Regions from separate parts of the Homo sapiens genome. Here region 2 is linked to region 1. The links are chromatin contacts, found by Hi-C or POLR2A ChIA-PET in ENCODE. All regions are on one chromosome and are shown on one strand. The core of a region is the stretch at or near the end of the contact, and the rest is flanking DNA. Distances in the headings are between cores, read along the strand shown. Region 1 overlaps GGTA1 (glycoprotein alpha-galactosyltransferase 1 (inactive)). Region 2 overlaps LOC107987016 (a long non-coding RNA gene).

Region 1 (4,636 bases), core at 581-3,080:
CAAACTTAGGGTTTCCAAATTCTTTCTATAGCCGAGATTACTTTAAAAAAATAAAAAACCTTAAAATGCCAATTTATAAAACAGACAGAAATGAGACACTCTAGCTGAATGAGAGAGAACAGACCTGAGACTCCCTCAATCTCTCCTCCCTTGGGTAGCCCCCAGCCCTCAGCTCATCCTGGGGGCCCTAGAGGAAGAGAAGGGAAAAGGGGGCTGGAGTGGGGGTGGTATTAATGCATAAACCTGAGTTCTAGATCTGCCACTTACTAGCTGTGTGACTGTGATAGGACATTTTCCCTCTCTGAATTTTGACTTTCTCCTCCAAAAAGTATAGTTAATAGTACTAATAACAGACCTACCATGAAGGTAATTTTGAAGACTGAATGAAATAGCATACATATAAGAGCTTTATGAGTTGAAAATGACTGTAACAAGTTATACGCTTCATGAAAAACCGATGCATGTTTCCATGTTTCTTTAGCTAAAACCAGCAGAATTCAGATTGTTGTAAAAGTCTAGAGAAAAATTTGGGTTGCCCAAAGGTTAGCAGTAACAGCCTCAGGAAATCTGAGGGTCACTGAGCAAGAAGTTCAGGAAACTACTTAGAAGCCACTGTAGCCACCCATTTGAGAAAGTTTCCACACTCATTCATTGTGAAAGTCTCTTCAAGGTGGGGGGTCGGGCACGGTGGCTCACGCCTGTAATCCCAATACTTTGGGAGGCAAAGGCCAGCTGGTCACCTGAGGTCAGGCGTTCAAGACCAGCCTGGCCAACACAGTGAAACCCCATCTCTACCAAAAACACAAAAAATTAGCCGGGCGTGGTGGCAGGTGCCTATAATCCCAGCTACTCAAGAGGCTGAGGCGGGAGGATTGCTTGAACCCAGGAGAAGGAGGTTGCCGTGAGCCAAGATGGCACCACTGCACTCCAGCCTGGGCAACAGAGCAAGACTCCGTCTCAGAAAATTAAAAAAAAATAAAAAGAAAAGAAAGAAAAGAAAAGGTGGGTGCCTTCTGGAGGATGGGGAAAGAGGAAAGTCCGATGGACAAATACGGTGGTGAGCTAACTCATGAACAGGCATAATATTATGAAATCTGTTTTAAAGCCTATTAACTCTTGGAAGTGTTTGAGATGGCTTCCAATACGTAGGTACAATAAACAGAAAAACAACACAAGAATAAAAAACACAAGAGAGAACAGAAAGAGATACATTGATTTCGTCACCCAGGTATATATTTTCACATGACCTCAGTCATCCCAAAGAAAAGTTTCACCTTTACTTTCATTTCAGAGCTGAGATACTGGCTGGGTGGATTTCAGCAAATTTCCAAGGGCACATGACATGTGGGCACAAAAGCCGGGATTTCACACCAGGGGATAAAGTATATCAGAAATGAAGGCTGGGGTAAGTACAAGCAGTTAAGTGCAATACTTTGTTCTGAGCTTTCTGACAACCAACCCAACCATTGGAAATATAAAGGTTTACATGGCTCTCATTTTCTTTTCAAAAAATACAAAAAGAAAATTTTAATGATACACACTAGTTTCTCAAGAGGCTCAAATTTTTTTCCTGATTTTTATTCTTAGAGCAATTTCTTATATGGGTCTTTATATAACATTTAAAGGGCAGAATAATAGACAATATCTCCCCGGATACTTTTTATCAGCAAGACAGGAATGTTCCCCAAATGACACTGCTTAAGAGAACTTTGAGGAGAACTGAGGGCAAGATACAAGCCATGGTTCTATACAGATAAGTCTACGGAAGCTGCAGAAATAACATTCCAGATCCCCAGGAATCCACCCACCCACCCCTCCGACTTTGGCCGAACACCATGGCTGGCTGCCGTGTGAAGAATGGACTGTAGGGGGTGCCAGAGTGGCTGTGGGAAACATCCCCTAGAAATCTAGAATTCAAAGCACTTACTTTGAGTGATATATCCACAAGAAAGAGCCTTCTGTGCTAAAAGCAAAAAAGAAATAAAAACATATCATGTTACTTTTAATTCTGAGAAAGGCGATTTTGTAACCATTATCACTGAGCCCGGGGCTGAGCTAAGAGCCTGGGTTTTAGCTGCTTCCTGGTTTCTACCTTCCTTTGAGACATAACCAATGACATCAGGAGGATGGAAATTTCCACTTCAGGATCTCAAGGGGAAACAGTTTTCTGCAAAATCTCAAATTGTGTGTTTGTGTGTGTGTATTGTAGAGACGGGGTTTTGTCACGTTGCCCAGGCTGGTCTCAAACTCCTGAGTCAAGAGATCCACCCCCGTTGGCCTCCCAAAGTGCTGGGATTACAGGTGTGAGTCATCACTCCTGGCCTCAAATTCTGTTTTGTTTTTGTTTGTTTGTTTGCTCTTTTAAAAAGAAGACAGCTCTCCATTGCAGAGATGGGTCCTCTCCTGCCACCTACTCAGGTGCCTGGTGATGACGAAGGCCCTGAAAGGACGGAAATGCCGTGGCCCAGACATCCTTCCCCCAGGATTTATCTTCCTCCAGAAAAAAAAAGCATCAACTGCAGAGCCTAATGCCATGGCCAACTCAGAGCCTTCTATAGAACAGCCCCCAAAAGCATTTCTTTAACTAATGAAGGCAGTGAGACTCTTAAGCCCCTACAAGTGCTGCAGCCTAGCACGCATAACCCTACCTGGCACTCAGGCCATGGATTTATAGATTCAGGTTCACCAACTTTTCATATCTCCTCAACAACCCTTCTCCTTACCCTCCTCTCCAGAATCCTTCAACAGCACAATGGTCACAGCAATATCCACATTGCAGTGGCTTTTAAACATGTATTCATGCTTTAAGCCTCCACTCAAATGCCACCTTTTCAATGCCTTGCTTGATATGATCCTAGCACAGTGCCTGGTACATAGTGGATACTCAATAAATATTTGTGAATGGATGCAGAACAATGGATCCTCCTCCAAGCCAAACATAATTTTTGCCTCCTTGAGGTTTTTTTTTTTTTTTTTTTTGAGATGGAGTCTTGCTCTGTTGCCCAGGCTAAAGTGCAGTGGCACGATCTTGGCTCACAGCAACCTCTGCCTCCTGGGTTCAAGCAATTCTCCTGCCTAAGCCTCCTGAGTAGCTGGGGCTACAGGCACACACCACCATGCCTGGCTAATTTTTGTATTTTTAGTAGAGACGGGGTTTCACCACGTTGGTCAGGCTGATCTCGAACTCCTGACCTCAAGTGATGTGCCTGCATCAGCCTTCCAAAGTACTGAGACTCCATCTCAAAACAAAAACAAAAACAAAAACAAAACAAAACAAAACAAAAAGAATCGGAGGTAATGCATAGCAAGGGTCCTGGCACATGCCCTCAATAACTTGTAGTTCCCATCATGATCACCACTATCATGAATATTTCATCATAATTTTGAAGGCTTCCTCTAATTCTCTAAAATTCGAAGATTATTTTTTCATCCAGCCTGAAATCAAATGCTATCCTAGATGATATTCTTTCAATACGCTTTACTGACAATTCTTCTATTTACTAATTGGTTGACATGCTTGAGTTAGTTATTTTTAATCCATTTTAGCTTAGTGCTGCCTACCTGTGTAAGGTTTGTGTCCTCGGCTCACCTCAACCTATCATGTGGCCAATTCGTAAAGTGGCAAAAAAACAAAACAAACAAAAAAAAAAAAACAAAAAACAACTCCTCCCCTTGAAGTTTTTTGCAGATGTTCAAGTGGATTCTGCACATCAGAGGATGTTGTGGCCAGAGTCCAGGTGCCAGACGATTAGCCTGAAGAGCAGCCAGAACCTGCTCTGGCTACCATGCAGAGAGAGTGTGCCCAGAGAGGCTGGTATATACATGCACGTTTCAGCCTTTGGCTCAGTTATGCACATACAACTCTGGCTACAATTCCAAACACCAAAGTTATCTGATCAAGTGTTCAAACTCAGAGCTTGAAGGTTATCCAAGCAGACATTCCGACTCCAGGCAGGAACCCCAAAGGGTACTTGTTCTTCTGTTGGACTCTTCCAACTGCTAGAGCTCTTCTATTTACCAAAATCTTTCTTGTTCTGCCCTCTGGAGCAGATCATGATGATGATGACTGTTACGAAGTGAATGTTGTATCTCTTCAAAATTCGTATGTGGAGGCCCTGCCCTCAGTGCGATGATATTTGGAGGTGGGGCTTTTGGGACGTAATTAGGTTTAGATGAGGTCGTGGGAGTAGGACCCCCATGAAGGAATTAGTGTCCTTACAAGAAGAGGAAGAGGCAGTAGCTTACTTGCTCTCCATCACGTGTGGATACAGGGAGGAGGTGGCCATCTGCCAGCCAGGAAGAGCCCTCACTGGGGATCTTGGACTCCCCAGCCTCTAGAACTGAAAGAATTAAATTCCTGTTGCTTAAACCACCTTGTGGTACTTTGTTATAGTGGCCTGAACTAAAATGATGATGAGGAAGAGGAGGAGGAGGATGACAGCTAGCATTTATTGTTTATTAAGCCCTAGGCATTGCTTCCCAGTGCTTTATACACAATAACTTATTTAATTCTCCCAACAACCCTATGAGGCAGGTACTATTATAATCCCTCCCCCAACTTTTTTTTTGAGACAGTGCCTTACTCTGTCACCCAGGCTGGAGTGCAGTGGCAGGACCACAGCTCACTGCAGCCTCA
Region 2 (4,636 bases), core at 1,043-3,542, 87 kb after region 1:
TGACCTCAGGTGATCCACCTGCCTCGGCCTCCCAAATTGCTGAAATTACAAGTGTAAGCCACTGTGCCTGGTCTAGGCCACTGGTCTTACTGTTTGTTTTCTATTTGTCCCACTTACACGGTTATTTTTCTCTCTTTTCTTGCCTTCTCTTGCCAGCCTACACCAACGTACCCAGCAAAAAATACTCTTCAAAAACAAAGGTGGCCTCTTCTAGAAGATCTGATTTTATAAAAAGAAAAAGAAAATTTTTTTTTAAATTCAAGTGAAACTGAGACATTTCATACAAATAAAAATGGAAAGAATTTATCACCAGCACGTCCCCATCAAAGAATTAGCAAAGGGTGATTTTCAGGCAGGAGAAAATGGATCCCAGATGGAAACTTGGAGATTTGGGAGGAAATGAAGGCCAATGGAGAGAGAAAATATTTGGTTAATCTAAACAAATATTGTCTGTATAAAACAATAATAATTAGGTCTTGTGGAGTTTGAAATATATAAAGGATTCAAATAGCAGATGGTAACAGATGACAATAGCATCCAAGTCAGGAGGGGGTAAATGGAGTTTTAAGTGGTCTAAACTTCCTGCATTTCCCTACGAGCAGTGAGAGTTTGTCTGTAGCAGACTTTAATAAGTCAAGGATACGCATTATAATCTTTAGGATAACCACTAAAAGAAAGGAGTACTAACAAATTAATAAAGCAATGCCATGGATTAATTAAAAGTACTGTATCAGTCTGGGCTTGGTGGCTCACGCCTGTAATCCCTGCACTTTGGGAGGCCGAGGTGGGCGGATCACTTGAGGTCAGAAGTTCAAGACCAGCCTGGCCAACATAGTGAAATTCCGTCTCTACTGAAAACACAAAAACTAGCTAGGCGTGATGATGGGTGCCTGTAATCCCAGCTACTCAGGAGGCTGAGGCACGAGAATCGCTTGAACCTGGGAGACGGAGGTTGCAGTGAGCGAGATCGCACCACTGCACTGTAGCCTGGGTGATAGAGCAAGACTTTGTCCAAAAAAAAAAAAAAAAAACCCACCAAAACAAACAAAAAAACCCATATAATCCATAATAAGGTGAGAAAGGAGGGAAAAATATATTTTTAAAAGAAACTTCAGGGTAATTAAAATGTTCTTAAATTGGACGGTGGGCACACAGTGTCCCACTTCAACCTGATTCATATACTGCACGTATATTAAATAAATTTTTTTTTTCCAGATGGAGTCTTGCTGTGTTGCCAGGCTGGAATGCAGTGGGGCGATCTCAGCTCACTCACTGCAACCTCCGACTCCCTGATTCAAGCAATTCTCCTGCCTCAGCCTCCCGAGTAGCTGGGATGATGGGCACATGACACCATGCCCAGCTAATTTTTGTATTTTTAGTAGAGATGGGGTTTCACCATGTTGGCCAGGATGGTCTCGATCTCCTGACCTCATGATCCGCCCACCTCGGCCTCCCAAAGTGCTGGGATTACAGGTGTGAGCCACCAAGCCCAATCTAAATAAATATTCTTTTCTCCGAACTCCACAGTTGATAAAAATGTTTAAAAAGCAAAGCAAGTGGCAGAACATTAGGCATATGCAATATGACCTCATTTGTGTGTGTGTGAATATATATATATATATATATATACATATACATATATTCTTTCTGTTGAAGAAAATCTGGGCTGGGCATGGTGGCTCATGCTTGTAATCCCAGCACTTTGGGAGGCTGAGGCAGGAGGACTGCTTGACCTCAGGAGTTTGAGACCAGCCTGGGCAACAGAGTGGGACCCTGTCTCTACAAAAATAATAATGAAAAAACTACCTACATATGGTGGTGCGTGCCTGTAGTACCAGTTACTTGAGAGACTGAGGTGGGCGGATCGGTTGACCCAGGCAAGTGGAGGCTGCAGTGAGCCATGACCGCTCCGCTGCACTCCAGCCTGGGCGACAGAGCTAGACCCTGACTTAAAAAAAAAAGAAGCCAGAAAAATAATCTGAAGCCTGTTTGCCAAAATGCAATCAGAGGTTGTGGTGGGATGGAATTCTGCAGGGAAGCTGCCCATGCCTGCCTTTTTCTATAGTCCATGGAGTTTGCATGTTGTTTTCAGGAAGTATATTATTACTTAATAATTACAAGTCACAAACAGGCCGCAAATATGTTTCCGTTTTGAAAAAATTAATTTGAAACTATGTGATGAGAATAGGATCGATGGCTGCCGTGGGGTCCCCAACGCCTGCCGATCCCGCGGTGTCCTCCGCTCTCCCCAGCACCAGCACCTCCAGCTGAGCGCCCCGACCACCTGCCGTCGTGACCACCTCGCCCACACGGTGGCGCTGCGGGGACAGCCCAGCCTCTCCAGGCTCCGAGGGCAGGGGACTGTTGTGGCAGGGAGGGGGCGGCGTGTCTTCGGGACCTGATTGATTTCTTTGGCCTCCCGCCGACAGCCTTACCAGGTGGCATCCGGAGCGCACGCTGGCAGCCAGTCAGTCGCCTCCGTGGGTAGCTCCGGAGCATTCACGCGGTGGTGCCGCCCAGCCCACCTCCCCCCACCGGAGTCAAATGGGCTCGTGTCTCCTGGCGACAAGACTGGATTCCCAGAGCAGGCCTGGAGGGCTCTCACGGCACTTGTTAGGACAGGCTTGGGGCCTGCCTCCAGAGGACCTTAGGTTCGGGTCCTTGGGGGAGTGCAAGCCGTGTTGACCCACCTCACGCGTCAAGGGAACTACAGAGGAGGGAGAGGGGGGTCTTGCCTGGGCCCCTCTGGGCTGAGGTTGAGTGTTTCTGATCTGTCTCTGAATTCTCCCACATGCAAATCTGAGCAAGCCACTCCCTGCTTAAGACACGCAATGGCTCCCTATCGCCCTCAGGAGAAGGTCCAAGTCCCTAAGCCTGACTCCTGAGGTTCCTTACCACCGCCAACACCCAATGCTCCATCTCACTTAATCCCTTCATTCCCTTAAACCTGTCAGGCACTTTCTTACCTCTGAGGTTCCCACATGCCATTCCCATTCACTCAAACACCTTTTCACTCCTTTTTCTTCTTGGCTAACTCTGACTCATCCTTCAGACCTATAGTTTAAATGTTGCCTCCTCCCGGAAGCACCCCCCTGCCGCCCAGCCCCCAAAGGTCCCCCAGGCTTCCCTTTCTCAACATCACATGGAGTCTCGCTGTGTCACCTAAGCTGGAGTGCAGTGGTACGATCTCTGCTCACTGCAACCTCTGCCTCCCAGGTTCAAGCGATTCTCCTGCCTCAGCCTCCCAAGTAGCTGGGATTACAGGTGCACACCGGTTAATTTTTGTATTTTTAGTAGAGACGAGGTTTTGCCATGTTGGCCAGGCTGGTCTCGAACTCCTGACCTCAACTGATCCTCCTGCCTTGGCCTCCCAAAGTGTTGGGATTACAGGCGTGAGCCACCACGCCCAGGCTTCACACTTGATTCTAATGATGGGTTTATTGCCTGCCTCTTTCATTGGACGGTGGCCTCAGGAGGGCAGGGGTCTGTCTTCCTGGGTCATTACTGCTCTCTCAGGGCCAGGACCATGCAGCACTCAGCAGGTGCTCCATACATTGCTGTGCCATGAGCGAATGTTCGTGACCATACCTCTCCTGGTGGTGGGTGCTTGAGGGGTGTGCAAAGACACTCGGTGGCCTCTGGGTAGGTGGAGGTGGCAGGGACGAGGCACAGTTACCACAGCCTGTCTAAGGAACCACTGGGCTTCCCTTGGACTCCTGCTGTCTGGAGAGACAAACCACAATGACTGGTGGTTGCCAGGCCCCTCCCCAGCACCCAGAGGGTGGCTGGACACAGGCTGACCTCAAGCGGCACCAGAAAGAGATGAGTGTGTGTGTCCCTTCACCCAGCCCTGTCTGGCCTCCTCCCTGTGCACGCGGTCGCCTCCCAGACTCGATGCCCAGCCTGCATGCCCAGCTGATGATGGATATCGCCTCAAATGTCCTCCAGCATCCTAAAGTCATCTGAATTCTCATCTTCCTCAAATCGCTTCCCTTCCTGGTTCCCCATCTCAGGAATGGCTCCACCATCTCTCCAGCCACCAGCCTACTTTCCTCCCTCTACCATCACCCACCCATCACCAAAGTCTGGTCTCTAATTGAGGACCCCACCATCTGCTTTGCTGATCTCTCCAGGGTTCTAGGAATAACACCCTCGCCCACCCCTAAGCCCTCCTGAGCCCCATATCACAGCCAGGCTTATTTACTTTCAGTTCCCCAAATGAGCTGTGCCTGCTCTCTGCTCCTGGCCTCTGTCTGTGCTGTTCCCTCAGCCTGGCCTCCCCATTTTTACCTGGGGAATGTGTGTGCACCCCTCAGGTTTCTGCTTAGACATCCCTTCTTCCAGGAAGTCCTCCCTGATTGGGTGCCCCTCCTTGGGGCTCCCATGGTCACCTGGGCTTCCCTGGTCTCTGCCCTCATCACACTGTGTTGCTGTTGCTTATCATCTGTCTCCTTGTTGCCAAATCTTGGGACAGCGGTCAGTCCTCAGCACATACAGCTGCTCAGCCTTGCCTGACCCAGCTGGCCATGCCCTCCTTGCTGAAAGCCCTCCTCCCATGGCTTCCAGGTCACTGCTGTCTCTGAGGTCTCCTCCTGTTGGCTGGCTGCTCCTACTCAGTTCTCTTGGCCGGTTCTTC

Evidence for each region. A loop is a pair of places that touch in the nucleus more often than their neighbours do. ChIA-PET counts read pairs that join two places held with the same protein, here RNA polymerase II (POLR2A). Pooled maps may share reads with other maps.
Region 2: a map of gastrocnemius medialis shows a loop between it and region 1 (2.2-fold over the local background). The contact joins two enhancer-like sites. A Hi-C loop is called at or near these places in 3 of 168 maps with a recorded cell type or tissue (cardiac septum, gastrocnemius medialis and heart left ventricle) and 5 of 50 pooled maps. POLR2A ChIA-PET finds 5 or more read pairs at or near these places in 3 of 52 experiments (Caco-2, WTC11 and activated CD8-positive, alpha-beta memory T cell).

Annotation. Positions count from the first base shown.
Region 1 is chr9:121,461,366-121,466,001 of GRCh38, forward strand. GGTA1 (glycoprotein alpha-galactosyltransferase 1 (inactive)) reads right to left here. Exons shown (of 6, transcript NM_001382585.1): 3 at 1,928-1,963. LOC102723324 (a long non-coding RNA gene) reads left to right here. Exons shown (of 7, transcript NR_187160.1): 6 at 1,292-1,405; 7 at 1,626-2,006. Among named protein-coding and RNA genes, the nearest start is that of GGTA1, 36 kb to the right of the region's middle. Within about 2 kb of position 1,831, at least 2 of the 41 ENCODE cell types and tissues checked have a DNase peak (open chromatin) inside an H3K27ac peak, as active enhancers do.
Region 2 is chr9:121,548,344-121,552,979 of GRCh38, forward strand. All of the region lies in intron 1 of LOC107987016 (a long non-coding RNA gene), which reads right to left. Among named protein-coding and RNA genes, the nearest start is that of GGTA1, 51 kb to the left of the region's middle. Within about 2 kb of position 2,293, at least 2 of the 41 ENCODE cell types and tissues checked have a DNase peak (open chromatin) inside an H3K27ac peak, as active enhancers do.